Linked DNA regions of Homo sapiens: regions 2, 3, 4, 5, 6 and 7 are each linked to region 1. The links are chromatin loops, found by intact Hi-C in ENCODE. Cell type or tissue: endothelial cell of umbilical vein. All regions are shown on one strand.

The links. Hi-C counts contacts between places; a loop is a spot of excess contacts. Peaks named below come from ENCODE experiments on the same cell type or tissue, not always from the same donor. Only the 100,000 strongest peaks of a DNase experiment are listed, where the experiment ranks them.
Region 2: a loop joins it to region 1, with 5 times the contacts of the local background. A loop is called at or near these places in 8 of 110 quality-filtered maps.
Region 3: a loop joins it to region 1, with 5 times the contacts of the local background. A loop is called at or near these places in 8 of 110 quality-filtered maps.
Region 4: a loop joins it to region 1, with 6 times the contacts of the local background. A loop is called at or near these places in 3 of 110 quality-filtered maps.
Region 5: it touches region 1 in a loop (6-fold over the local background); 8 of 110 quality-filtered maps call a loop at or near these places.
Region 6: a loop joins it to region 1, with 6 times the contacts of the local background. A loop is called at or near these places in 9 of 110 quality-filtered maps.
Region 7: a loop joins it to region 1, with 2.3 times the contacts of the local background. A loop is called at or near these places in 8 of 110 quality-filtered maps.

The regions. Positions count from the first base shown.
Region 1 is chr7:22,443,114-22,447,113 of GRCh38, forward strand. The region is part of intron 4 of STEAP1B (STEAP family member 1B); the gene reads right to left. Among named protein-coding and RNA genes, the nearest start is that of STEAP1B, 55 kb to the right of the region's middle. In endothelial cell of umbilical vein, no CTCF peak of the experiment used is centred here; DNase peaks (open chromatin) are centred at 508, 1,598 and 2,478; H3K27ac peaks cover 3,554 bases.
Region 2 is chr7:22,108,270-22,112,269 of GRCh38, forward strand. No RefSeq gene overlaps it. Among named protein-coding and RNA genes, the nearest start is that of CDCA7L, 160 kb to the left of the region's middle. In endothelial cell of umbilical vein, CTCF peaks have their summits at 1,623 (motif pointing left) and 2,195 (motif pointing right); a DNase peak (open chromatin) is centred at 2,212; H3K27ac peaks cover 451 bases.
Region 3 is chr7:22,120,352-22,124,351 of GRCh38, forward strand. RAPGEF5 (Rap guanine nucleotide exchange factor 5) reads right to left here. Exons shown (of 26, transcript NM_012294.5): 26 at 1-2,170. The coding sequence ends at 2,055. Among named protein-coding and RNA genes, the nearest start is that of CDCA7L, 180 kb to the left of the region's middle. In endothelial cell of umbilical vein, no CTCF peak of the experiment used is centred here; DNase peaks (open chromatin) are centred at 1,940 and 3,010; H3K27ac peaks cover 2,639 bases.
Region 4 is chr7:22,211,830-22,215,829 of GRCh38, forward strand. The region is part of intron 9 of RAPGEF5 (Rap guanine nucleotide exchange factor 5); the gene reads right to left. Among named protein-coding and RNA genes, the nearest start is that of RAPGEF5, 140 kb to the right of the region's middle. In endothelial cell of umbilical vein, no CTCF peak of the experiment used is centred here; a DNase peak (open chromatin) is centred at 2,362; H3K27ac peaks cover 2,732 bases.
Region 5 is chr7:22,495,237-22,499,236 of GRCh38, forward strand. All of the region lies in intron 1 of STEAP1B (STEAP family member 1B), which reads right to left. Among named protein-coding and RNA genes, the nearest start is that of STEAP1B, 3.0 kb to the right of the region's middle. In endothelial cell of umbilical vein, no CTCF peak of the experiment used is centred here; DNase peaks (open chromatin) are centred at 1,315 and 1,895; H3K27ac peaks cover 4,000 bases.
Region 6 is chr7:22,295,433-22,299,432 of GRCh38, forward strand. The region is part of intron 5 of RAPGEF5 (Rap guanine nucleotide exchange factor 5); the gene reads right to left. It also overlaps the pseudogene RNA5SP227. Among named protein-coding and RNA genes, the nearest start is that of RAPGEF5, 60 kb to the right of the region's middle. In endothelial cell of umbilical vein, no CTCF peak of the experiment used is centred here; DNase peaks (open chromatin) are centred at 289 and 1,599; H3K27ac peaks cover 339 bases.
Region 7 is chr7:22,388,823-22,392,822 of GRCh38, forward strand. No RefSeq gene overlaps it. Among named protein-coding and RNA genes, the nearest start is that of RAPGEF5, 34 kb to the left of the region's middle. In endothelial cell of umbilical vein, no CTCF peak of the experiment used is centred here; no DNase peak of the experiment used is centred here; H3K27ac peaks cover 693 bases.

The DNA.
Region 1 (4,000 bases):
AATCCTGCTTCCTCCTCATCTTTCGCAGGTGTTTACCACAATAAATCTCCTGGAACAACTCTGTTCTACCATCTGCTTCTTGCAGGACCCAAACTGACATGCTTCCCAACAACAAGAAAAGTGACATTCCTTTTTAAAGACCCAGAGAAAATCCTAGTATCATGTTCTTTGGTATGTTCTGGAATCAAGGACCCAAGATTAATTGGTAACTGATTCACTTATTCAGGAATTCATTTAATCAATCACTTCAATAGGTATTAATTAAGCACCCATTGTATGCCAGGAACTGTGCTGGACCTTAGAGCTATAACAGTAAACAAGGAAGACGTAAGTGAAAATCTCATCTAAGCAACTTGTAAAATGAAAGACCATGGGTAGTCCAGGAAGGAAAAGCTGTCTCTGGGTGTGGCTGAACGTTAAAGCAATCTATCCTATCTGATGAGAAAACACACAAAATGATCATTCCAGACCACAAAGATCTCCAATTACAAGAAACATAACTTCCGCCACTGCTATGCCCTTTGCACACTGTACATAGTCAGTTCCTCCCACCAGGAGTCATCGGAGAAAGGAAACTGCACGTGGATGGCAGGACAACAGCACAGCATTGCTGGCTGTCATGGTAGCTGGCACATGCCAGCTCCTTTTTCTGCATTCAGCTCCCTCCTGCCCCATCACCTAAGAGCCAGGCAAAAACACTTCCACTCGGCTGGAGCCACCAGGACTTTGACCTACATAAAGTGCCACAAAAATCACCCAATTGAACAAGCTCTGGGCCAGAGAAGGAGCTGAGGTCCAGCTGAAGGTGATGTCCAGCCCAAGAGGCTGTCCCCATAAACTGACCCTCAGGGGGTGCTGAGTCCCACTGCCCTGGTTTCTCCACATCTGTGTGATATAAGGAAGCCAGAGACCACCACAGCCTGATGAGTTCTTGGAGAAGCCCAGAGCCAGTGGGCCTGTCTCTCCACAGAGTCACGCTCAGGGCTTTAGTTAAAGGATCCCTGCAGAGGGAGTGGGTTTGAATTCCAAATCTGCCATCCTCATCCTAGGACAAAGAGCAAGACCTTTAACGTCTCTAGGCCTCAGTTTCCTCTGCTGCAAAGGAGTGAGGGTACCTGTACCTCCCTCATTGGGCTATTGTGAGGACTAAATGAGATAACATATGGAAAGCACACAGCACTGTGCAAGGCAGCTTGAGAGGGCGTGAGCAGGATTGGTGAGGACTATTCTTGTTTGCCTGGCTCTAGCCGTTACCCTGACTTCAATCACCTCTAACTATGCGTCCTTCTATTTTGCCTGTTTCCCTGTTTTAAAAAAAAAAAGTAAAAAGAAAATATAAATTCCTTTCTGCTTTCAGAAATGAATTTTCTGAAATTATACCCATCATGGGGATTCCAGGGACCATGGACTCTTTGCAGACACACTACTCAAACCCATGGAGAAAATGTCCCATCGGCTGCCCGGGAGCCTCTGCCTTGGCCACTCGCAGCAACCCTGGGAGAAATAAGGGCCTCAGACAGAACAATAGCATGGATTGTGCCTCTTGCAGGAATTTCATCTGTCACTGAGTAACAGGTTTTGATCTCAGGCTCGCTGCCAGTTAGGAAGTGAAACCCTTTCCGGAACACTTGCTGTTTTGTTGGTTTTCCCCTGGAGATTTAATGATTTCACCTTGGAGGTTTTAGCTGATGAGCTGTGCTCTGTATGGAGCCTACCCATGTGAAAAACCAATCAGGTATTTCATGGGCTCCCCAGTATTCTATTTCGTGAGTTTGGAGACCCACTAAGCCAACAATTGGACACCCCCACAAGGTGTGCATTTGCTGTCACCAGAGCGAGCTCTGGGTCTGTCCGCGTGGCACAAGGAGAGCTGTTAGATCAGTCGTCTTCTCTAACCCAGAGGCCTAAGTGAGAGGATGAGAAAGAGAAAGGGCCATTGTTTCTAAAGACAGGTTCACCTGAAGAATTTGGACAATGATGCCGGTTTCAGTTTAAAGGGCCTTTGGGCAGGGTTGGCATTGGGAACAGGGGCTGAGGGAGCTTCTAGACTTTTCTGCATTATGAGCAGAGTAATTACAAATCAGCTCTGCAGATGACAGCACAGACCTCTTTGTGGTGGGTTCTCTTGGGCCAACAGCAGATTTGGAGCCGTGGAAGAACAGCGAGAAATCTCTTCACATGACCTTCATGTCTTCCTCCTGTAAACCGCATTGTATTTCTAACTTCAGATCAAGGGGACTGACATCTGCAACTCTTCAGGGAGGACAGCTGGGCCATGCCCCTTTGGGCCTCCCATCCTCCCCTCGTCTTGTCAGCCAGTCGTGCTGGGATCTGCCGGCAGCCTTGTGAGAACCGGGCAGGAACTGGCCAGCAAAGGCAGCTATAAATACTCCTCTTGGCAGCCAGCTTCACTTGGGAGCCCACAGCTGAGGGGCGGAGGCCAGCGGGAAGCACCTGCACCTCTTCAGGGTACATCCGAGCCTGGGCCTGGCTTCCCGCCCTCCACCTCTGAATGGGGATTTGGTCGACCTTTTCCGGCTTGGGGGAAGTCCCCGTGGTGATCCAGCTTCCCAGATGCAAGAGCAGCAGGGAGGGCACTGCTCTCCAAGCAGCCCAACCCCTTTAAACTCAAAGTCAGAGCTATATTCTCACAAGGGCTGATGAAACTGAATAGCTAAGGGTAAATGAGGAGGCAGGAGAGGCGAAGAGGAAGGGAAATAAGCTCTTTTATAGAATGCTTTTCTCCTCCTGATTTCACTTGTGTGGGGAAGCATGAAACAACCACTAATCAGTCTTTCCCCCTGATGAGTCGGAAACTTGACAACTGGAGAGTTTTTAAAAAAATGAATGAATAAATATTTCTTCTTTGGGCTTTATTTATGAAGCATGGGCTAAGAGATCCCTTGTGGGCATTTTAAATAACCAGAAGCAAGTCACAGCAGCAGCTAATGGTCAACTGTAAATGCAGTTCTGCTGTGCAGTTGTCGTTCAAAATGTGACAGTATTTAAAAGCTGGGCTGTATATGAGATGAAGGAGTTCAAAGACCCATTGGATGACAGTTCTCATGCTTCTGCAAGTGAAAGAATCATCTGGAACACTTGTTTATGAGGCAGATCCCCGGTCCCTACCCTCTGAGATCTGATCCTATAGATTTGGGCCAGGGCCAAGAACCTGCATTTGAGTCCCTAATTCCAACCTGGATACTCTGGGACAGGACTGCGCTTTGCAAGACAATGCCCTATGCCAGTGGTTCACAAAGTGAGGTCCCCAACCTGGAGCCACAGGAAATTTGTTAGAAATACAGATTCTTAGGCCAACCCCAGAAAGACAGAATCGGGAACTTTGGGGACAGGGCCCAAAAATCTGTTTTAACAAACCTCCAGGTGGTTCTGAAGCCTGCTATAGGTTGATAAACACTGCCCTAAGATTTCTTACAAGCAAGTTGTGCAAACCCTGGAATACTGGCAATTCCAATGCGTAGCCAAGATTTAGAACCACTCTGATGGACACTTCCATTGGAATATGAATGCTAATCTCACTTCTATAACCCTTATTTTTCTGAGCACTCACTTTTTTCAGCCAAGATTAGAGTTAATAAGGTGAAGGGGAAAGAATGTGGGTTTTGTTTCAGGTAAACGACTCAAGCCTGGTCCCAAGTTGAACCCTCCCTGAACCTCAGTATTTTCATCTGTGAAATGGAAGGAATGCTGCCCACCCCACAATGGTGCTGTGAAGAGTAATGAGACAGTATCTGGGAAAACACTTAGCCAGTGGCTGGCACATTGTAGAAACTTGATTTTTCTGTCTCTCTCTACAATATTTTTTAGTTTAATTGGGGTCTGGAATGAGATTCTTAATTTTTATAGGAATATAGCTTAAGGGTTTGCTCTCCAGAGAGCATCAAAAGACTCATTTTAAAATTCATCTCTTGTTTTAGGGTAAATGTCTGAAGAGCTCAGTGAGCACTCTTGATGTTAAAGATGACTGGTAGCCTTAGTA
Region 2 (4,000 bases), 330 kb before region 1:
TTTGGGTCCAAACCAATCTGGCATCTCTAAAATGGAAGCACTGTTTGGAGACAAAGTGGCCAGGCACTGCCGGCCAGAGAAAAGACAATGCCCCACACCCACGGCCTGCCCGCACTGAAATGCCTATTCATCTCCATTTTTATCGACATCTCTTGGCTTCCAGGCCCTGTTTGTGCTTTGTCCTTGGTCCTTATTGACCTATTGGATTCGGAGGGGAAGCTCAGCCGCAGGCAAATGGGTATTTTAATCCACAATGGAAAACATGGGTTCCTCTAGCGCCACTGGCAGCTCCCAGCATCTTGACCCTGACCTTTTCAGCAGCGTGTGGCCACACACTCTACCCAGGCCAAAGAACGAAAGGGCCCCAGGGCACACACTGGGGCCAAGAAAAGGAATCGAATGGTGGAATGTTGCTGACTTTTCCTTCTGGATCTGCCTTTGAGACTCTTGCATGGGAAAAAAGGGTGAAGAAGGGGCAGAAGCAAAGCTTAGTCTTTGTCTGATTCAGTCTTTGCACTCCCCCTGCCCCCTCCTCTGGCAGGCCATGGAGGCCACACCTGGCACACCTGGGCATGTTCCAGATGCTTATAAAGGTCCAGGGAAGCAGGGCTGCTCAGTCATTGTGAGGATCTGGGAAATTCTCAGTCCTCATGGGTTCTGTGAGCAGCCAAGGTGATCAGCCCTGACAGGATGGTCAGGATGGCAGTGAAGAGGCTTGATTGATTGACAGGTGAGCAGACGATGGGACTCTCGGCAGCCCTAATCAGCGAGAGAGTTGCTTCTGAGCACAGCTCAGCTAATGTCCCACGCTGTTCCGGAGCCTCAAGGAAGAATGGGCTGACGGTGGTCCCAGGCCTCCTAGACCAAGTGCAGCTGGCGCAGACCTCTGGCGTGGTTGACTCGGAACCCGTTCTGGGAACGTGAACTTGGATTCACCTTAGCAATAAGTGCTCAGGAATGTGTTGGAATTGCTGCCAGCTCCTGGGACAGGCAGACCCCAGAACACTGGAAGAGATCTGAAGCCCTGGCACCCCTACCAGCCCCATGGGCTCCACATTCAATCAAGCAGGTCATCGGTTATCTCTACCTTCACATGGCCTGGAAGCCCAGCAGGCAGGGTTTGCTCTGTGATATGACAATGCTGCTGAGTCTCCTGTCACTCACCGCAGCACCTCTGCGTAGTAAACGGCGTCTTTCCTGGGTCTATGACAGTTACCATAGCTCTTCCAGGACCACAGAAGTACCTACCTTGTTCTGGTTTTGTGATCAACACTGATACATAAATGTAAAGAAGGCAACCGGTGCTTGAGGGGACATCTAGTGTATTGGGAGGTGAGGAGCAGGCCAACTAGTTCAGAGGCTCTGACTTGGTTGGAGAGGGGTAAACCCAGGTGTTACGAGGGTGCTTGGTTGGGGGGAATCTGGTGTAGGCTAGAGGGGCCAGTGCAGGTTTCCTGGGGGTGCTGAGACCTGGGGCATGAAGAAGAGTTACTTATGTGAGGAGGAGAGAGGAGCTCCAGGCCAGAAAGTCCACATCCACTACACCAGAAGCTCCACCCGTTCCGGAACCACACTCCCTGGACTGGCTCTGGAATGTACACCCATGTTTAGCACAGCGCCTCCTAGTGTTCCCAAGTCCCCACTCGCTACTTGGCTGTTGAACAAATAAGCTCAAAGGTCTGGAGGTGAGTGCCTGAACGTTTTAGCTGGGCTGGAGTGGACCTGAGGAATGTGTCCCCTGGGGTGTGGGGCAGGAACAGGGAGCAGAAGCCAGAGGTGAGGCTGGGGAAGGACAGTGGCTGGGAAGTTGCTTTTGGGCACTTGCACTTTCTCCTGAGGGCCAGCGGTCGGAGTGGGGGAAGACTGGAGACCTGCTTCTCCATCCTTTCCCTGCCCTCACTTTCTTCATTTTCTTAGGAGCCAACAGACCTGTGCAAACCTCAGCTTTCCCCAGTTCAGCTCCTTTTCCATCTTCTTGATTTCTGTATTTTTAAAAAAACAAGGCTGCATTATATTGTAGGAGAACAATAACCCACTGGACCACATCCTGGTAAGGAAGAGCTGCAAAGCCATGGCCTCATCACTGTAGACATAAGCTTCCAACAGTGCCCCATTGTGGCATTTGATTTAACTCAGCCCTTCAAAAACATGCATTTCTGACTTAAATTCTGCACACCATCACCATATCCCCAGCAGATGTCGCTAACGTCTCACATTTTGGTCATGCCAGCAGCACGCATCTCAGGCAACAAATATTTATTAAGCAGCGAATGTGCATTGTGCACCAGGCTGAGCACTTTGTAGATAAAAATTCCTGGGGCATGACCCAGGACATGAAGAAAAGTTACTTAAGTGAGGAGGAGAGAAGAGATCCAGATCATTTTTTGATGACAAAAGAAGGTAACATAAAAAAATAATGGACTGTCTGAAAAGTTCTTTCCCATTGAGGTACAAGTTTGTTTCTGGCTATGCAATGTGAAATTGGAACTGAATGTCTGGGACCACCTCGAAGCTTGTTTCAAAGGCCTATTACTACGTGTCTTTTAGACAGATTTTATTTCAGCTTGCCTAATTGAAGCCTCTGGAATCTCTAATGACAGAAGTGTAATTCATATTTCTACATTTCTTCTGGAAAGGAAGGCCCGAATGAGAAGGCAGCACTAAACAAACCGTGAAGTCAAAGTTGAAGTATGGTTGCTAGGGGAAGAGTGTCGAGAGCCCCATGAGGTGGTTGCCCTCTGAGATGGCTTGTTGCCCAAGTGGGTGGTGTCTATTTGGTTGGACTTGAAGAGGTTCTGTGCATCGAAGTTGCTCCACATGGCTGTGCTGACAATGCTTGGAGCTTGGACCTGGAGGTTTGAAGCATCATTATTGAGCAAGTATTCATCCAGCACAACACCCCAGCTCATAGAATGGCTTTGACTGGTGAAATCCCAGATGTGGATGATGTAGAAAGTCCCCTAAATCAAGCACACAAGTCAGACTTGGTACAAAGAGATTATTGTTAGTTCCAATCCATGTCTATCTAGTGGACATCTCAAACCAAATATGTCCCGAACTGAGTTCCTGCTATTCTCCTTCAAACCTGCCATCTCCAAGGTCTTTTTCATTGCAATTAGTTGCAATTCCATGATTTCAGCTGGTCAAACCAAAAATCTTGTGGTTAACTCTTAACTTTCTCTTTCTCCATATCTAATTTATCAGCAAACCATATCAGATGTATCTTCCTAAATATATCCAGAATGACTCTATGTCATATCACCCCATGCCACCACCTGGTGGAAGTCACCATGGTATTTGCTTGTATTATTGCAATAAGCTCACGGATTTCCCTACTTCCACCTTTGCCCCTATTTGGTCTGAAATTCAGTAGCCAGAGTGGTCATGTCCTTCTCTGCTTAAAATCTTCCAGTGGTTTCTCATCTGACTTAAGGTAAACATCAAGGCTCCATGTGATCTGGCCCCAGTTATCTCTGACCTCCTCTGCTTCTCTTCCTTTCCTGACTGGCTCCAGCTGCACCAGGATCCTCGCTGGTTGCTGAACTCCAAGGGGCACACTCGACACCTTTGCACTTGATGTTCCCTCTGCCCAGAATGCTTTTCCCCCAGGGATTTGCATGGGTGGGTCCCTCACTTCCTTCAGGTCTTCCCAGCAAAGCTACATGAGTTTCTCGGGGCTACTGTAACAAAATACCACAGGCTGGGTGGCTCAAACAACAGAAATGTATTGCTTCACAGTTTTGAAGGCTGAAAGTCTGAGATCAAGGTGCTCGCAGGGTCTGTTGCTTTTGAGGGCTGTGAAGGAAAGGTCTGCTCCAGGTACTCCCCTCCATCCCCCACCCCCAGCATGAGTGGCCACCTTCATGCTCACATGGGTGTTCTCCCTGCCTGTGTCTGTCTCCAAATTTCCCTGTTAGGAGAACACCAGTGACATTGGATTCAGGCTCACCCTAAAACCTCATTTTCAGTTGATTACCTCTGTGAAGACCCTATCTCAAAA
Region 3 (4,000 bases), 320 kb before region 1:
AAATAGTTCTCCATGGAAAATTAGTCCCCTAAAGGTAATGTTCTACTAGGAGCAATGTAGTTCTAATGTAAATAAAAATCCAAATTTTGAAACACAGAAACAATGTCAGGATGGCCTTATATGATTACACTGGCCAAACCTTAGTCCAGGGCATAGGAAAAAGGTGAGAACACGTGCTTGTGCTGTAAGCCCATGCTATTGTTAGTAACTGCGTGAGGAGGGCTTTGGAGGGTTTGCTCAGCCCAGCCGTGAGGGAAGTCTGCTCTCCGGTTCTCACGGCTCTGGTGTCCTGTGGGCCACATTCCATGACGGCAGCATGCAGCATTTCTCTGAATGGACCAGCCCTGGAGGATGCCCTTCTATAAAACCCTATAAATGTTCAGGACTGAAGTTTTACATGCTGGGCCAAACTAAGTCTCTCTCAAAGTTCTCCCAAACCTTCTCTCCACATGGTTCCTTCCAGCAGTATCTCAAGCTCAGTGTGGTTCCTGAGCCCAGGAAACAGCACTGCTATAAAGATGTCAAAAAGCATTGGACACGCCTCAGTAATGAGGATGAATGAGGCGTTGATGAGACAAAAAGGAAACAGGTCTGTGTGGGCATGAAAGAGATGAACAGGCAGGAAGAGTGAGAAGTGCACCAAGACTCCTGCATTTGGAAAATGAATGGACCAGGCCCTTGCATTTTAGCAAGGTGACAAGTATCTAGCAGGCAGGGGTGGATTTCATTATTTTGACCCATAGGCTGTTTTGTTCATGTGAAGGTTGAAAGAAATCCTCTAACCAGTCCTTGAAAATATCAAGAGGTCTTATTTGCTACAGGAGCCTCAATTGGTAAAAATGGGAATAATAAGATTTTAGAAGACTCAGATTTTGAAAAAAAAAAAAAAAAAGGCAAATTATAGAAAGGCTCCCTGCTTTGGCTGGTAGTTGGATTATAGGACTTCTAAGTTGCCAACATTAATCAGACATTTGGCTATTTCAGGGCATTTTTCATTTGCCAAAACACTAGTAATTACCACTATCTTATTACCTAGAGAGTGCTAAGTGCTTCACTCATTAAATGTCACTTAACCTCCCTGCACTGGCTGCTGTCATTCCATAGTGTGGGCAAGGAGCCTGTATGAGGTACGCAAAATGCATCATCAGGCACAAGAATGCAGACTTTTGTGACTCTGTCACCTCAGCAAGCAGTTGGTGAGTGTTTGCAATGTGTCAGGCACTGTGCTTTTTCAAAATCATATTATGTCCAATAAAAGATAAGAGCCTGCTTAGAAGTATAAAGAAAATCCCCAGAAATTAAACAATGAGTCAATTTCTTAAAGATTACTATTTTTCCTTACTGGCAAAGCAACTTCATCTACCTTGCCTATAGCTGCAAATCAGTTGTACAGAAACTAATTTCACCTGCAAGCATGTGTCAATAGTTGATTGTGGTGCAAAGTGATGCACACCTTGACATTGTTCATCTGCCCATCAGAGCATGGATGCTAGCTGCAGTCCTCACTAACTCCCTAGACACAAGTGGCTTTTGGTGATGTCACAGGTTGTATCAACAGAAACCTCTCCTCCCTGGAGATCTAGAGATGCTGTCTCTGTCATCAGGTGTTCAAAAGAATGACTTCTTTGACAGCTTATGGACAGTAATCTAAAACTAGGCAAAGTAAAAACTCCTTCCTGTTTCATGCACGCTCTTAATGAAATATTTGGTCATTGCATGTCAAGACGTTGTCTTGTCTTGATGCTGGCACATCTCATATTGAAAACTGGACTGGATCAACAATGTGATCATAAGAAACCAGCCTTCTCCATCTCAAGAATGCTTCTGACTCTCCTTCTGCCTTCTTGTCCCGAGAGTAGCATGGAGAAACCTCTCCCCCTCTCTGGTGGCTGACATCACTTCCTGAACACGCTTTGGCTGGCTTTCCTGTGAATGTCTTGGGTTATACTGATAAAACTCAGCAACTTCTTTTCTCACAGGAAAGCAACGTGCTTGGCATAGACATTCCCGTAGCTCAAAGTGCTGCAGATACAGGGGAGGTGAGGCAGTGGGGCTCACACCCGAGGCTCGATCCTGTGTGAGAGCTCAAACAGAGCCTGCTGGCTGTCAATGACATACAGGTGATTAACATAGGACTTTAACTCTTGATGCTCTTTTGGAGACAGGTCACCTGTTGTTTAGAGGGGGAAAAAAGACAATCTCAGGAGAGCAGTAATGCTGTATCTACATACCAACAAAACCCCACACTAAGGCTGAGTAAATGTACTAGGTGGGTTCTCATTAGTCAGAATCCCATAAGAGGTGTCCTTGTCCTACAGTAGAAATGCTTTTTCAGCTCAGAATGGATTCCTCAGGTCAGGCAATCAGACTGGCAGGATACTTATAGCATTTATTACCTAACATTGTATATTATTTAGAAATTACGTTATTATCTCATTCCACAGATGGGGAAACTGAGCACAGTCACGCAGCAAGTTAACTGTCACAGCCAGGATTCGGACCCAGGACAGATGGTTCCTGAGCCCTTTTAGGTAGCCTTTCACAGCAGTTACCTGTTTAAATGGCCAGCACTGGGTCCTATATCTCAGTCTAGAAGCGTTGAAAATCGCTGATAATGTATTTAGCATATGAATGCAATCACTCTTTTTCTGTTGTTTAGATTTTGTACAATTCTTTGGTATTCTCATTTTTTGGAAAAAAAAATTTAATGGAGCAACTGAATGAACAGATACAACAGAACAGACTCTAAGATGTGGTTAACAGACGAAATAGCTTCAGAAAGTATGTGTATGGACTAAAGTCTACCCAGAGAAGGACAAGACAAGGGGCTTTTCCACTCACATATCTAGGGCAGTCAAGGAATCGAGGGGCCAAAGGAGGCTTTAGTGCACTGTGAACACATCCACACCCTGCTAGCGTCCGTGCTGATAAGGAACCAGGATGAAGCAGCATGAACCACGAGGCAAGCCCGTGCACCACAGTCAAACACACACACACACAAGCAAACCATTTGAGGCTGGGGAACACTGGCCAAACTGCACTACAGTAAAACAATGGAAAGGTGAGTGGTGAAGACATCATATCCTGTTGCTTTGTAGATTATGCATGGGACAGGCAGGGTGAGCTGCTGGAGCTCAGTTTGAGCAGAGGGAAGGGAAATGCAGGAGGCTGAGCATTTTCTTATAGCATTTTTTTCTCTTGGTGAAACCCCCTTTTTTCTCCTCTATAACAAATGTATTTTATGAGGAAATAATTTAAGACCTGTATGACATGGGTGGCTTATAATTCTTAGGTTTAATAGAAACAAGGCTTCCTGGTTTTAGCAAGTAAACACACTAGGTGTTAAAGTTTATACCATCCCACCTGTTTGAAAGTAACAAAAAGCTGTTTTATTCCAGAATGCCTTCTCTGGAAGACGTCGAGAAAGTTAAACATTGGTTTGGATAACACGATGCTACAAAGGTAATTTTATGTTAATTTTCAAGCCTTAAAAAGATGGCACAATGAATGGTTCTAACCATGGCAACTGACATTTGCATGACACTTTATAATGCATAAGTGACTTGATTAACATTTTCATATTTTATCCCAAATGCTGACATTGGTTTACTATGCTCATATAAACCGTTAAAATGAATTCGGATAATTCAGTTCCCAAACCAATTTTTTAAAGATACTGTATATAAATATTAGAACATCAACTGGCTTGATAGTTACTTAAATTTCTCCTTTGCTCAGTGCCACACAGAGGGTTGCTCTCTGATGAGTGGGAGGTTCAAGGCAGGTTCAAGGCCACACAAGTTAGTATAACTATCACCTTCCTGTCTATACTTGGAGCATATATAAACTAGAGTTCCTTGGTTAAGTGAGACTGATATCTTAGAATTAGCTGAATCCCCAGTAAACACTTGGGAAGCAAAGGAGGATAAAAGCAATATGAAGCTGTACTCATCAGCATTATGCTTATACATTTCAGTGAATCTCTGTGATGATGTTATGA
Region 4 (4,000 bases), 230 kb before region 1:
CAGCTCCTGCACCTTCTTCACCTGGCCCTACCTCTCCCATCCACAGTCCACACTTAGGCTCCAGCTGGTTGGTTCTGTTTCTAAAGCTGCTCTCTTCTCCACATCAGGCCCCTTGTGTTATCACATGTGTTCTCTTTTTTTTTTTTTTTTTTTTTTAGACCGAGTCTCGCACTGTTGCCCAGGCTGGAATGCAGTGGCACAATCTCGGCTCACCACAAGCACCGCCTCCCGGATTCACGCCATTCTCCATTCTCCTGCCTCAGCCTCCCGAGTAGCTGGGACTATAGGCACCCGCCAGCATGCCTGGCTAATTTTTTGTATTTTTAGTACAGACAGAGTTTCACCGTGTTAGCCAGGATGGTCTTAATCTCTTGACCTCGTAATCCACCCGCCTTGGCCTCCCAAAGTGCTGGGATTACAGGCGTGAGCCACCACACCCGGCCTCACATGTGTTCTTTCCTCTGCCTGGAACACCCATCCCTCCTCACTTTTCATAGCTCTCCTGACCCTTCAGATTCTGTCTCTCTCTCTCTCTCAGGGAAATGTGCATGACTCCCTAGACTAGCCAAGGTCCCTGTTAAATGCTTCCACAGCACTTGGATGCTGACCACACAGGTAAACTGAATTCAGTCTCTGAGTTTCTCGCAGAACATCAGTTCATGAGGTCAGAGATGTATCAGGGCAGTCCTTCAGGAACCAAGCCACACTGTAAATTGCTGCCTATGTCTCTTTACTTCTTGATATCTCTTCTTTTTATTTTTCCAAACCTTGGAAGTACACAGTTATCATGAACAACTCTCCATCTGTCTGTGCATCCTTTCCCTAAACTTTTTGTCTTAAAACATTCATTATAAACCCAAATAACACCAGCCTGACAAAAGTTTCTAGTGTTGCCTGATCAGACACCAGACTACATGGTAGTAACACTGTTACATTAATGCAGATCAGGCCTTGATGGGGGTAGAGAAGAAAAGAATATAAGGTCACCTGGGGTCTGGAGTGAGATATACCACTGGGGGAGGAGGGTGATGGCAAAACAACAGTGGCAAATAACCTGCTTTTCAATACTTCACTTTAATGATTTTTCAACCATATTGCAGATGATATGGCTATTTTAATTTTACAAGAATAAGAACCTAATAAAGCTAGGAGCAGCATTTGTACAGCAGAGAATAAAAGGACCCTTTGATAACATGAGTTTGATAAATCAAACAAACTGAGCCAGTATCAATGTTCTTGATTGAGCCTTTTAAAATAAACTTGAGCACCGTCAAAAAATAGCATAATGACAAATTCCTCTCTCTTCAAAACCGCTCAAACTAATTTTTTAAAAATGTTAGGACTTGCAGTGGGCTTCTTGTGAAAACCTAAAAATACAGCTAATGAGCAGATGGTTCCACCAGACAGCAGGAGCACACCACTGACTTTCACTGGCAGTTAACTGCTATTTTTCTGGAGGAAAAGCTAGAATTTAAAGAGCACACACAGTGAACCAAACTTGTAAACCTTGTTCCTAAATAAATGAGAAGAGCATGGTTTGCTGCAGTTGTGAAATGTGTTTGCCAGATTTTACTTCCCTCTAAATGTCTTATTTAGAGACTTCATTAAATGCTGTCTTGAATGGTTAACTGTTTTCCATGTATAAATTCTTTCCCCAGCTAGACTGTAAACTTCTTGGAGGCAAGAACTAGCTACTTCTACTTTTTTGTTACTCTGTGGCCATATTATTCCCTATTAAAAATGGACTATAATAACTCACTCCAGGAAGCCTAATTCCAATGGAAAGATACTTTAATACCAATCCAACACAAAGTCAGGATTTTGTTATTAAGAAAAATAACCTGGTTTCAATGAGGTGATTTCTCAGTTTATAATTGGGCAACTTAATGTATTATGAATTGCCTATTATACCCTAGTTGTGACTTTCAATTCTATTACAGTAATGTTAGAAAGTTCTACTTCTCTTTAGTAAGTAGTTTCTTGGTTAAACTAAATTACTGATAAACTTCAAATAATGCTGGGATTGCTTGAAACTACTCACCTAGATGTACAATTATAAGTTTGAAAACAATGATCAAACCTCTTTTCCTTTTAGTATTTCATATAGAGTAAAAAGAGGATTTTCACCTTATATTTAACTGCTTAAAAAGAGACAAAATGAAATTTGGGAAAAGGTAGAGACCAACTTTTAATATGTAAATAAGTGTGACAGTAGCCAGAATACTCCAAACCACTTCTCCCCTCGTAATCCTTAAACAAGGAACCTTTGACGTAGGCAGAATTCCAGGATGAGGCTGCAGGAAACAGGGAAAAGGAAATTCCGGTTGAGGCTGAGTGATAGAGACCCTACCCTGGCAGCAGACTGTGCCAAGATGCAGTTTCAGAGTGTGCAAAATCCCCTTCCCACCCATCCATATTTCATGAGTGAATTAGAAAAGGGGAAGGAAGTAGGGTGGGTCCCCAGACTTAACAAAGGAACAGAAGAAAATGGGGTGGGGCAAGGGAGGGATACAGACAGGATCCCTAGGGAAAGTATTGCTGAACCAAGTTTTCACATACATTTTACAGATACTGCTCATTTCTACAGTTGGAAGTCAGGAAGTCAGGTTAGGAGCTATTGTTGGTATTTCTAATCTACAATTTAATACACTACAAAGCATAAACTACATTTCGGGAAAATACAGGTTCAGTTTTCTGGTGAATAGTGCAGCTATATTCCTGGAAATAGGACCCACATCCATCTAGTCATATACTTTGATGTAACTATTTTACTGAAAATAAAATATGAAAAGTTTATAAGCTTTTCAAATCTAAGTTACGACTGGGCAAGCACCTTTTCTTTTTCTGCATTCCCGCCCCCCAACCCCCATCCCTCCCTACGTATTCTTTCTGTCTCTGTCCTCCAGAGCTGCCCTCTGAGTGCATGCCCTCTTTCGAAGGACTGCTGTGGTTCCGGTTACCTTGGCTTCTGGGCCACCTATCAGTCCTCACTCCAGTGATGAAGGCTGAAGGAAGACACCCTCCAGAGGCAATCAGACTTGAATTCACTCTGGCCCCAAGTCTGCTTAATCACTCTTCAGCTCCCTCACTATTCAGTCACTGTTCAGTCAGATTGAAATAATATAATTTATCTCATGAAGGCCCTGCCTCAACCATCTTCCTTAGGAAAAGTTAGAACCCCACCTAACAATCTGTCAGTGAGATAAATACTAACATCTCAGCTACCTGAAGCAAACTGCAGGCAAACAAATGCTGAGTCGTTCCTCATTATTTCTAGAATGAAGTAAAACTTCTCAGCCCTCAAAATCCTCCACAGTCTGGTCCCAATCTCATTTCTCATGAAATCTTCCTTCTCCTGCCTCCCCTCCCACACCCCCAATTCTTGGTATTCTGGAAACATGAAATCGTTTCAGAGTTCCAAAAAACATCTAATATTTTGGTATCTCTGTGCATTTTCTAATGCTATTCTTCCCACTAGGAATACTCTTCTTCAATGTGGATTCTTTAAATCCAACCCAAAACCTAATTTAAGGTCCAGGTCAAACTACTTCTGCCCTATGAAAGAATCCTGCTTTCTCAGGTGTAAATTCTTCTTCAAACTCCTATGTGTCTCTCTTGGGATTCTCTTCACTGCTTCCTTGTATCTCAGTTAGTTGTGTTGATATCTTTCCTCCACAACTAGACTATACTTCTTGAGGGCAGGAGCCACATAGTTGGGAGCCACCATAGTTAGCCTGGCTCCTCTATGACATCGGCTTGAACAAAAGTTAGCAAATGAATGGATGACAGAGAGTATTCTAGAATAGAAGTATAGTAACACCAACTCAGATTACAGAGATCAGGAGAGCCACCCTAAAATCCCAGTTAATTCTGAGGAAGGCACACATATTGCAGCAAATGCCAAAGCTCTGGCCAAATATGTCGGTTTATTTGGGAGCTACCAGAGATTCTCTCTGTTTAAGGTATTTTCAAAGGGTTCTGGAAAGAAAAGTTTGTGTAG
Region 5 (4,000 bases), 52 kb after region 1:
TTAGGAATGCATTATATTGAGAGTAATAATGTCATCAATGGAGGCTGGAGGTAGCTGATATAAGATTTATGTTTAACAGAATTTTGGGGTTGACACTGGAGTCTGAAACAGTATTTTCAGAGTACCATTTTTCTTTTGGAGTAAGAGGTTGGTCCTTGTTTGGAAGATGTGAATTGCCAGTATGTTTCCAGTGGGAATGGTGAGTTGTGCTGAATTAATGATGTGCCCAGTCTTCTGGTCAACCCTGTGGAAAAACAACTTTTCAAATTTATCACTTGATAAAAGAAGCTTTTCCTTAGCAAACTCACAGATCCTCATCCAGGATTGGTGTAACATTTTTTAGGGAAAGAAAACATATGTCACAGTACTATTCATTGTTTTTATTAGTTCTGAATTTATTTCCAGAGGAACACATCTTTAATTTACACTTTATGAAATTCAATGAGAAAAACAGATTAGATATACAACAATTTGATTGACAGAAAACATCCCAAGTGTTTCTGAATTTTAGACCACGTGTAGTACTTTTTTAGGTGGAAAGCTGTTTCCAGGAATAGTTTAAAATACAGTGATGTGTCACATAACATTTTGGTCAACGACTGACTGCATATGTAACAGTGGTCCCATAAGAGTATAATGGAGCAAAAAAATTCCTATTGCCTAATATTTACAATACTATACTTTTTATTATTATTGTGAAGTGTACTCCTTCTACTTACAAAAAAAGAGCTAACTGTAAACAGCCCTAGGCAGGTCCTTCAGGAGGTCTTCCAGAAGAAGGCATTGTTATCAGAGAAGATGGCAGCTCCATGCCTGTTACTGCCCTTGAAGACCTTCCAGTGGGACAAGATATAGAGGTGGAAGACAGTGATACTGATGATCCTGACCCTGGGTAGGCCTAGGCTAATGTGTGTGTGTTTGTGTCTTAGTTTCAACAAAAAAGTCTAAAAAGAAAAAAAATTAGAAATAGAAAAAAAGCTTAAGGAGTAAGTATATAAACAAAGAAAATATTTTGTATGGCTGTACAATGTGACGATGTTTTAAGCTAAGTGTTATTACAAAAGAGTAAAAACAATAAGTTAATAAAGTAAAAGAGTTACAGTAAGCTAAAGTTAATGTATTATTAAAGAAAAAAAATTTTCAATAAATGTAGGGTAGCCTTAGTGTACAGCGTTTATAAAGTCTATAGTAGTGTACAGTAATGTCCCAGGCCTTTATATTCACTCACTACTCACTCACTGACTCACCCAGAACAACTTCCAGTTCTGCAAGTTCCATTCATAGCAAGCGTCCTGTACAAATATACAATTTTTTATCTTTTATACGATATATGTATGTTTACTATACCTTTTCTATGTTCAGATACACAAATACTTACTATTGTGTTTCAACTGCCCACAGTATTCAGCACGGTAACATGCTATACAGATTAGCAGCCTAGGAGCAAGAGACTATACCATCTAGCCTAAGTATGTAGGAGGCTGTACCATCTAAGTTTATGTAAGTACACTCTATGATGTTTCCTCAACAATGAAATCCCGCCTTACAATGAATTTCTCAGAATGTATCCTGTCATGAAGAGACATGACTGTTCTTAAAACATTCTCCAAGTTTTAAAGGTTTAACTATAACAAAGGATAACGAGATGCTTTTATATACGCCAACATTTACTTTGTTGAGGTACTCTTAGAATATTTTCCAGATATTATCTATTTCAAAATTACAGAACATTCATGATGAAGATATCTGTTGTTTTAGTTTGCCCACATTCTTTTCTGATTTAAAACATTTCCTCCATTTGGAGAAATGCCCTTCCTCCCTCCAATGTGATTTTGGGAGATTGTGCAAAATAGTAACACTCATTCCCTCGTCACAGAAGTGGGTATATGACTCAGGCCTGGGCAATCAGTTTCCTGTTCTCCCATTGATTGGCTTAGCGATGGCACAGAACCTACTTCAAGCATGGTCATTCTCTGATATTTATATATGGAAGTGGAAGAGAGAGATGAGATGTCTTTAACATTTTGTTAAGATAGCACAGTATAAGCCTGCCATGCTTTTTTCTCCATGCTCTAAGAAGGAAGATGTTTTCATTAGAAAAGAAGAAAGCCAACATGGAAGCAGAACAAGAGCAGAGAAAGACACAGAAGAGTCCTGGTGGCATATTTCAGTATTTAGAGTCCCTGAAACTAGATCCTGAATTTTTCAGTTAGACAGTCAACACATTCCCTTTTTTTTTGGTTTAAGTTAGTGTGATTTGGGTGTTCACCACTGGCATGTAAAAGAATTCTGAGTAAAGCATATGCCAATCATCAAGTATTTATGAACCCAACTCTGTGACCAACATTAAAGAGGAAAAATAGAAATGACACTCATGCCTGCTCTGGAGGAAATGACACTCTATCTCCTTAACAGCATTATTCCAAGTCATTTGGTGACTTAACCAACTGTATTAGGCTGTTCTCGCACTGCTATAAAGAAATACCTGAGACTGGGTAATTATTATAAAGAAAGGAGATTTAATTGGCTCATGGTTCCATAGGCTGTAAAGGAAGCATGGCAACATCTGCTTCTGGGGAGGCCTCAGAGGGCTTATAGTCATGGTGGAAGGTGAAGTGGGAGCAGGCGTCTTACATTATTGCAGTGGTCCCCAACCTTTTTGGCACCAGGGACTGGTTTCGTGGAAGACAATTTTTCCAAGTAGGGGAAGGGGGATAGGGTTTTGAGGTGAAACTGTTCCACCTCAGATCATCAGGCAATAGTTAGATTCTCATAAGGAGCACACAACCTAGGTCCCTTGCATGTGCAGTTTGCAATAGGGTTCATGTACTTAGGAGAATCTAATGCCACCGTTCATCTGACAGGAGGTGGAGCTCAGGCAGTAATGCTCGCTGGCCTGCCACTCCCCTCCTGCTGTGCAGCCCAGTTCCTAACAGGACACTGACTGATACCAGTCTGCGGCCAGGGGGTTGGGGACCCCTGCACTAACGTGACAACAGCACCAAGGGGGGATGGTGTTAAACCATGAGAAACTGCTCCCATGGTCCGATCACCTCCCACCAGACCCCAGCTCCCGCACTGGGGGTTACATTTCAACATGAGATCTGAGGGGGAGACACAGCTCCAAACCATATCACCAACTTAATAGTTTGTGGGGTGGGGGAGGGAGGTGCTAGGAATGGAAGTGTCACCTACTATAATCAAATGTAAGAAATAATCCACTATGTTTAGAAGATCTTTTAACTTTGAGAGGTGCAGGATGGTAAGGATGCTAACAAATCCACCCACATTTATTCAGTATGAATTCAGTAACTATATTGTGAACAACAATGTAAGGCAGGAGGAATGCAAAGTTAAATGAGATAAAGCCTCTGCTCTGAAAAACCTTGAGGTCTAGGAGAGAAGGCAGGCATTTCAACTGCATGGTAGAGCGATGTATCCTAGAAGAGGATAAAGTTTTATAGGCAGATGGTGGCATGGGAAGGGAAGTAGAGGAAAAGGCTCAGCGCTGTCTTCTAGACCCAGTCCTGGGGTAGCTAGCAGGTTGGCAGTGTTTGCTGACTGATTGCCACTACAAAGAGTCTGGGTGGAAAACCAGAGTGGCCCTGGAGAGTTACCCAGCCATTTGTCTGCATGGTAAGGAGACCACACTCAAGAGCGAAGCCAAGGAAAAGCCCATGACAGTGAGGAAGCTTGTTGACTGTGTGGCCCACACTCAACTCTATGCCCATAAGCCAGGAAAATAAACTATGAGTCAAATAAATTTGTTGGTTTTCATCAGACATTAACCAAAATGTAATTTAAGTTCTACAGTAAAATCTTTTCATAAAAAGAAAAATAACAGAAAACAACCTAGTGTTAAAATGTTAGGAACCCCAGAATTCGACCCAAAGTTCTCTTTCACCCGCTTTTAAAAAAGTGGAGCACATTTCTAATGCGACTGCTGTTTTGCTGTACCAAGATGGCTGCCCTGGTGTTCCTAAATGTTGGCACAGCCCAA
Region 6 (4,000 bases), 150 kb before region 1:
ATGGCTCAATTTCAAATGCTAATATAATCAGGCCTAGATGTCCAATTTTTGCAAAATTCCTGTACTACTCTTAAACATAAGTGTACTCTGATAAAGATAAGCAATCTGTTCCCACACCTGGAATAAGCCTTGTCTATAAACAATGGAAATTTTGAAGGACTTAGTGTTTCCTTGGGAGAGGAGGTAATGAGTAATCACAAAGACTAGGACTAGCTGATTTCATAACACTTTTTACAAAAACAGTTTAAAGTAATAAGTGGAAATTTTGTTCACTTACGATGCCAATACAAATCTTATGCCAAGTTCCATCACAAAAATTTTTTGAAAAATACTAAAAAAAAAAAAGTTTGTTTACCCACACGGTATTTCCTCCTCTCCAAGTGTCATGAGGATCTAATTAGGAAAAGTAAAGTTAGGAGTACAAAGGGTAGGCTTCAGACATCGGAATAGCAGACTTGAACTTAAGCTCTCTGGCCAGAGAGTGTGAATCCATCACCATTTCAGAAACTAAGGAGGCCAAGGGATGTCTCATGTTGCTAATAAACATCAGGTAGTAAGAAAAAACCAGGCAGGGTAAGGAGAACAAAGGAGGCAGAAGTGAGGGGTGGTGGAGGTGCTATTTTGTATAGGGTGGTAAGAGGAGACAGGGACCTGAATTTTGGAAACCATCACTGTGAGACGATGTTAAGTACATGACTGGGTGAGGGCACATCCAAAGTGAGAGCAGAAAAAATAAGAGAAGTCCAAGACTGACCTCTACTGTGTTTAGAGGTCACTGCTTCAAAATGAAGGTTTCATTATTTAGGGACAGCCAGTCTGAATAATCTGAGGCAAACAGCTCAAGAGATGACTGGCATTAAAAAGACAGTTTTTTACTCACAGTTCCCAAGAGAAGGGGGGATGACACACAAGGAGGAGCCACACAGGGAGGCACCAGTGTCAGTCAGGAGGCAGAGGACATGGGGGAAGATGTGGGAAATAACCTCTATTGTGATTTCCCCAGAATAGAACGGGTAAGGCAGGGTAAACAGGCTGAGGATAGACTGTTTGATTAACTTCAGCAGGACCAAAAGCATAGGGACTGCCCCTAACTGTTTGGTACCTGGAGCTGGGGTGATTAGGGCAGGTGAAAAGTAGCCCAGAAGGTGAAAGCCCAATAAAAAAAAGTGGTTATGTTATGAGCTCTGGAGTGGCTGGCTTACCTATGAAAGGTATGCTCCCAGCAAAGCTAGCAGGTAAGTTCTCTACTGTCTCTAGGAATGGACTATTCCTGGGTTGGGCAGTCTTTCCAGGGTCAGCAAGGCCCCAGATGTCAAAGCACTGAAACACAGTTAATACAATCAGGAAAAGGAAAGATTAGCAAAGGAGCCTTAAAAGCAGCAGCTAGTGAGACAGAAGAGCCAAGAGATGTTATCCCAGGGGCCAAGTGGAAAAACTGCTTCCAGGACATGATCAATTGTGCCAAATGCTGCTGTCATGTCAAGTAAGATGAGGACTGAAAAATCAGCATTTTGGCATTTGGCAACATGGAAGACTTCTGTAATCTTGACAAGGTTGCCTTCAGTGGAGTGGTACTGTTGAAAGCCTGAATGGAGTAGATTCAGAAAAGAATAGAAGAGGTAGAGAAAGTAACCATAAATATATCTTTTGAAGAGTTTTGCTGTAAAAGGGAACAGAGACATTGTGCAGCAGCTAGAGGGAGATATAGGGAAATATCAACACATGCTGAAAAGAACAATCCAGTAGAGGAAAAAGCTGATGAAGCAGGAAAAAAATGAGATTTCAGAAATGAGATCCTTGAGTAGGGGTGCAGAGATGGGATCAGTGCACAATGTGAGGAAACTGACCTTAAATAAGAATGTGGACCATGCATCCATTTTTATCAGGAGCAAAGATAGAGTCCACCAATATAGATGCAGGCAGGTTGACAGATTTGGTAAATAAAACATGAGAAAGATAGTTTTTAAAATGTTCCTTTCAATGAAATAAAAAGCAAGGAAAAAGAGGTAAGAGGGGAGCAATTGTGATACAGTTTTCTAGGAGACTGAATATACCAAGAAATGAACAGGACCACCCCACAGCATTGAAGACCCACTCAAGATTAAAGGCCATGAATATAAAATGAGACTGATCATCCTTAGACTCCTTAACGAACCACCTCTTCCATCTACCTTTAAAATCTGACAGAACAAGACGCTAGATGGCCATGGCCAGTGATGGCTGAAGAGAGAGGAAGTATTAATCCTGTGATTTTTTTTATGTATATAACTATGTCATCTGCAAGGAGAGATGGCTTTATGTTTTCCTCCAAATATATGCCTTTTATCTCTTTTTCTTGACTTTTTGCACTGGCCTGAGTGGAAGAGGTGTACTAAGAGAAGACATATTAGCCTTGTTCTGATCTTAGTAGGCAAGCATTTAGTCTCTTACCATTAAGTATGATGCAAGCTATGGGTTTTGTATAAAGTCTTATCAGATTGAGGAAGTTCTCTTATATTTCTATTTTTCTGAGAATTTTTATCTTGAAGGGTTAAATTTTCTCTAATTCTTTGTCTGCATCTATAAAATTTATCATATAATTTGTCTATTTTTAGCTTGTGAATATGGTGAATTATATTGAATGATTTTTGAGTGTTGAGCCATCCTTGTATTCCTAGGGTAAACTCCCCTTTTTCATAACGTATTTATAATTTTTATATGTGAGGAAGATTGTGTCTATGCTAATGAGTCATATTGTTCTGTTTTTTGTTTTTTTTTTTTTTGAGACGGAGTTTCACTCTTGTTGCCCAGGCTGGAGTGCAATGGCGTGATCTTGGCTCACTGCAACCTCTGCCACCCCAGTTCAAGCGATTCTCCTGCTTCAGTCTCCCGAGTAGGTGGGATTACAGCCATGCACCACCACGCCTGGCTAATTTTTTCATATTTTAGTAGAGATGGGGTTTCTCCATATTGGTCAGGCTGGTCTCAAACTTCTGTCCTCACGTGATCCGCCCGCCTCAGACTCCCAAAGTGTAGGGATTACAGGCATGAGCCACCGCGCCCGGCCTTACTGTTTTCTTTCTCTGAAATTTGTCATGACAGTGCTGGCCTCATAAAATGAATGTGAAACAGTCACTCCTCTTTAATTTTCTGAAAGAGGTTATATAGAAATGACATAATTTGTCTATGGTCATACAACCCTGAAGGTGCCTGATCTTGTCCTATCTTAGAGGCTAAGCAGGATTGGGCCTGGTTCGTACTTGGATAGGAGAAATGACATAAGTTATTTTTTAAATGTTTAGTTAAATCTGCCAGTAAACTTATGTAAGCCCATTGTTTCCTTGTTTGAAGGGCATCAACTACAAATTCAATTACTTTAGTATACATAATTCTATTCAGATTCTTGTTGAAGGACCATAGGTAGTTAATGTCTTTCAAAGAATGTGTCCATTCCACCTAAGTTTTCAAATTAATGATCACATAGTTGTTCATAATATTCATTTGTTAGCTTTCAAATGTAAGTCTGCAGTGATATTCCTTCTTTTATTCCTGATATTGGCAATTTGTCTTTTTGTTTTCTTCAACACTCTGGTGAGAGATTTCGTACCTTTTTTTTTTTTTTCAAAGAACCAACTTAGTTTCATTATTTTTTTTTCTAATTTCTTTTCACTTACATCAATTTTTGTTATCTTTATTAATTCCTTCTTTGTAGTTTGTTTTTCTTTGGCTAGCTTTCTGAGGTGGAAGCCCTGATCATTGATCTAAGACATTTATTCTTTCCTAATATAAGCATTAAAATCTATCGATATTCCTCTAAGTATTGCTTTAGCTGCATCCCATAATTTTGAGCATGTTATGTTTTAATGTACATTCTATACTAAATATTCCTTATTTCCTTTGGGACTTCCTCTTTCACCCATGAGTTACTTCAAAGTATGATGATTTCCAAATAGTAGATTTTACAAATATCATTTTACCTTTAAATATATTATTGTATATGCCTCTTTATCCTTCCCCAATT
Region 7 (4,000 bases), 54 kb before region 1:
AGTGAGACTCGGTCTCAAAAAAAAAAAAAAAAATTAAATAAAACAGTGTGCTTAAAGCATGCAGCACTGTGTCTAGCACACTGTAAAAGTCAATAAATGTTAGCTCTTATTTATGATTATTCTAACTATGAGCACAACGAACTTTATTCTAAATTACTTATTCACTTAGCAAACAACTATTGAGTACCTACCATATGTCAAGCACAGTTTTAGTCAATATGGATGTGGCAGTGTACAATCGAGCCAAGATCCCTGCTCTCAACAAATGGACATGCTTTGAAAGGGAAAACACAATACATTGTTCAACTAAATAATTCCTTTAACAATTGTCATAAATAAAACAAAATGAGAGAGTGGGGATAGAGAGTGACTGAGGGGAATAGGATGGGGAGAAAAGTTGACTCTAGATGGAGTGACCAAGGAGAGCTTCTCCCCAGAAGGGATTGGATGGTGAGATGGAGTTGCCATGTGAAGATGCAGAGGTGCGGTAACCCAGGCAGAGGGAACAGTAAGAGAAAGGCCCTGAATAGACCCCATCTCAACACTGAGCCCTCTTACCACATGCAGTGGATGTCAGGCTGCAGGCCTCTTTGCTGTCCTTTCAATAGTTTCCGTGTTCAAGGCATTTAAGTACTCAACCTGCAATCAGATTAAATTGCTGCCAGAAGAGCTGTGGTCCTTAGGTGAAAACTCACCCATTTCTACAAGTAATGTAGAATTTTTAGTTTAAGCAAGCATGAGAAATGACTCCTTGAATAAGCAGTGCTTGATTGTCACTATTGCCCATTTCACTGGAAGAGCCCACCTTCCATCTTGGGACCAGGCCCATAACTCACTGCTACTCAAATCACAGAGGTAAGAACCAGCAGATGAGATAGGTTGGCTCCTGCTCTGCCAGTAAGTAACCTGCTATTTGCTCTTAACAGGTCACGTAGACCTTCTGTGACTTTGTTTGGTCATCTGCAAAACCAGAGGAATGGGTTACACCAGTGCATGTAAAACTTTCATGTGCCTTCCCATCTCCTGAAAACTTTGTTACCTGCAGACTCTGTCTCAGGAGTGTGGGGCAGGGCCTGGGATTCTGCATCTCTAACCAACTCCCAGGTAATGCTGAGGCTGCCCACCCTCAGACCACACTTTTGAGTATAGAGAGTTTAGATTAAGTACCTTCTAGCTCTAAATCTAGGAGTCTGCATTCCAAGCTTACTAGGACTTGAACTTCAAGTCCTTGAACTGATCTTAATCACATAAAAACCTGTGATGACCAAGACAGGTATGAGCTTCCTGCAATAACCAAGCTGTGCTTCCTTCTGGGTTGTCCAACCGTTGCAAGTCAAGATCACTGCCTCACCTTAGCTACCTGGTACTGCAACACCTATGCATCCTGTGGCAGGACTGGTGAAACTCATTATCACTTATCAAAATTGATATGATGAAATGAGGAAGCTTCGATTTCATAAATGTGCCAACATTCGGGCTGGGATGGAATGGTTTGTTTCCCCGAATAAGCTATAAAAACGGAACACAATAATTTAATTGACATTATTTGATGGATGAATGTAATCACTGAGTGAGATTCTTTTAAAATCACACCAAATTCCATACAGTTCTGGAAGTTCAGTGAAAGATGTTATTGTTGATTTTACTTTAATTACTCCTGCTGGGATTTACCTTGAGCGGGTTATTAGGCAGGTAACAAATCTAGATTTTTTTAAGAGTGGAAAATCCTTCAACTCTTCTGAGCAATATCAGTGTCCCCTTGGCTTCTTATCCCTAAAAGACATAGCTGAGGTGGTCAGTTTCCCGTGGCTCTCAGAAGATCTGCTCTCTAACAGGCCAGAGGAAGCAGAAGCATGATGACAAATAACTCAGGAAATGACAGACTTTTGTTGCACTATTTAGAGAAGGGAAGAAAGGTAGCATAATAGGGCACACTGTCATTGTCATAAGAATGGTTTACATTTGAATATCACCTCACAGTTTTTAAAGTGTTTTCAGGAAGTGACTATGGTTATCACCATTTTATGATGGAAGACTGCAGGCTAGAGGGAGCTGTGAACTGATAATTGATAAACAGAGCATCTGAACTCAGGTCTTCTATCCAGTGTAATTTTCAGCCTGTGGATAATCCTCCAATTACAGAACCTGAACCCAGTCTTTACGCGTTTTCCCAAGCTCACAGAGCATGGCATATAGAGGAAGAACAAGATTCTATCCAGTTCTGTTGATTCTCAGATTGACATCCTCTATTGTCAACCCCAAGACCTGTGATTACCTTTGTTGGACTGTTAGGACTACACAATCTATATTTCCCATCAAACATGCTCTCCTGTAGAGAGTTCCTTGGGGATAGACTGAGCCTAGCCAGATGTCAATAAATGGCATAAGATAATTAACTGACATTTCATTCAATCCTTCAATGTTTCTTCTCCCAGACATCAGTCCAAAGGTTCAAAGTGTCAAGGGACAGCCATCCAAGGGGAAGCAAACAAATGAAATAGGACTTGTTCTCTCTAATCCCTCTCAGGCTATGCAGGGCACTCCCTGGGGTAAGGCTGGCCATTTCAGAAAACATACTATAAATACTGTCAGTTCTTACCTGCCTTTTCAATCAGCTTTCTCTTTTTTAAATGTTTGCTAGGAAGGAAGATTCTCCACCTGAAGTGCGTGAACATACATTTCCAAACAGGTGATATCGCCAAACATGACTCATGGAGAAGTCAGTTGTTTTACAAAGAACTTGTAGGAAACAAATAGCAAAACATATTAAATATGCCTCTTGGCCAAGAATTGAAATCAGTGAAGGGCAATAACAAAGAAGAGAAGTATTTAGCCATGATTTCTACCTATTGTGAGCTCCTTATATTGTTCACAGGAGCTGCAACAAATATTTAGAAACAATCATAATACATAGACAACAATATTACCATATAGCAAAGCCTCAGTTAGTATTGATTTTATTGACTTTCCAGACACAGCAGGTAGTTGTAACTTACAATTATGCCCATAGGTGAGAGTCTCTATTTATGCTATCATACAAGACATTTAAAAAATTAATTCCGGCCGGGCGTGGTGGCTCACACTTGTAATCCCAGCACTTTGGGAGGCTGAGGCGGGAGGATCACGAGGTCAGGAGATCAAGACCATCCTGGCTAACACGGTGAAACCCCGTCTCTACTAAAAATACAAAAAAATTAGCCAGGCGTGGTGGTGGGAGCCTGTAGTCCCAGCTACTCGGGAGGCTGAGGCAGGAGAATGGCATGAACCTGGGAAGCTGGAGGTTGCGGTGAGCCGAGATGGCACCACTGCACTCCAGCCTGAGCGACAGAGCGAGACTCCATCTCAAAAAATAAACAAATAAATAATTCCAAGCCAGGTGCAGTGGCTCATGCCTGTTAATCTCAGCACTTTGGGAGGCTGAGGTAAGATGATCACCTGAGCTCAGGAGTTTAAGACCAGCCTAGGCAACATAGAGAGACCTTGTCTCTACAAAATAATAATAAGAATAAAGTTTAATGAGCCGAGCATGGTGGTGTGTGCCTGTGGTCCCAGCTACTCAGGAGGCTGAGGTGGGAGGATTGCTTGAGCCTGGGAGGACAAGGCTACAGTGAACTGTGATCATGCCACTGCACTCCAGCCTGGGTGACAGAGTGAGACTCTATCTCAAAATAATAAAAATAATAATAATAATTTCAACCCTAATGAATCAGACCAAATCACAGGCCAAAATCCAGTACCTGGTATAGAGTTAAATATCCCCATTCCGGACACAATGGAAAGCCAAACATCAGCAGAAACATTCAGGGTTTTTATTATTTTCTTTTGATTTTTAACCTGTCCTCATTCTCTGTAAGATAACACTGGTTTTTATCATTGGCATGCTCAATTGAACCATGGCCCTGGCAAAAATTAAATTGGTCATACCCACCTATCCATTCCCCCCATCCCCATCCCAATGATGCTGGAAAATGGCGAGGAAAATGATGACTATGCAGGGCTA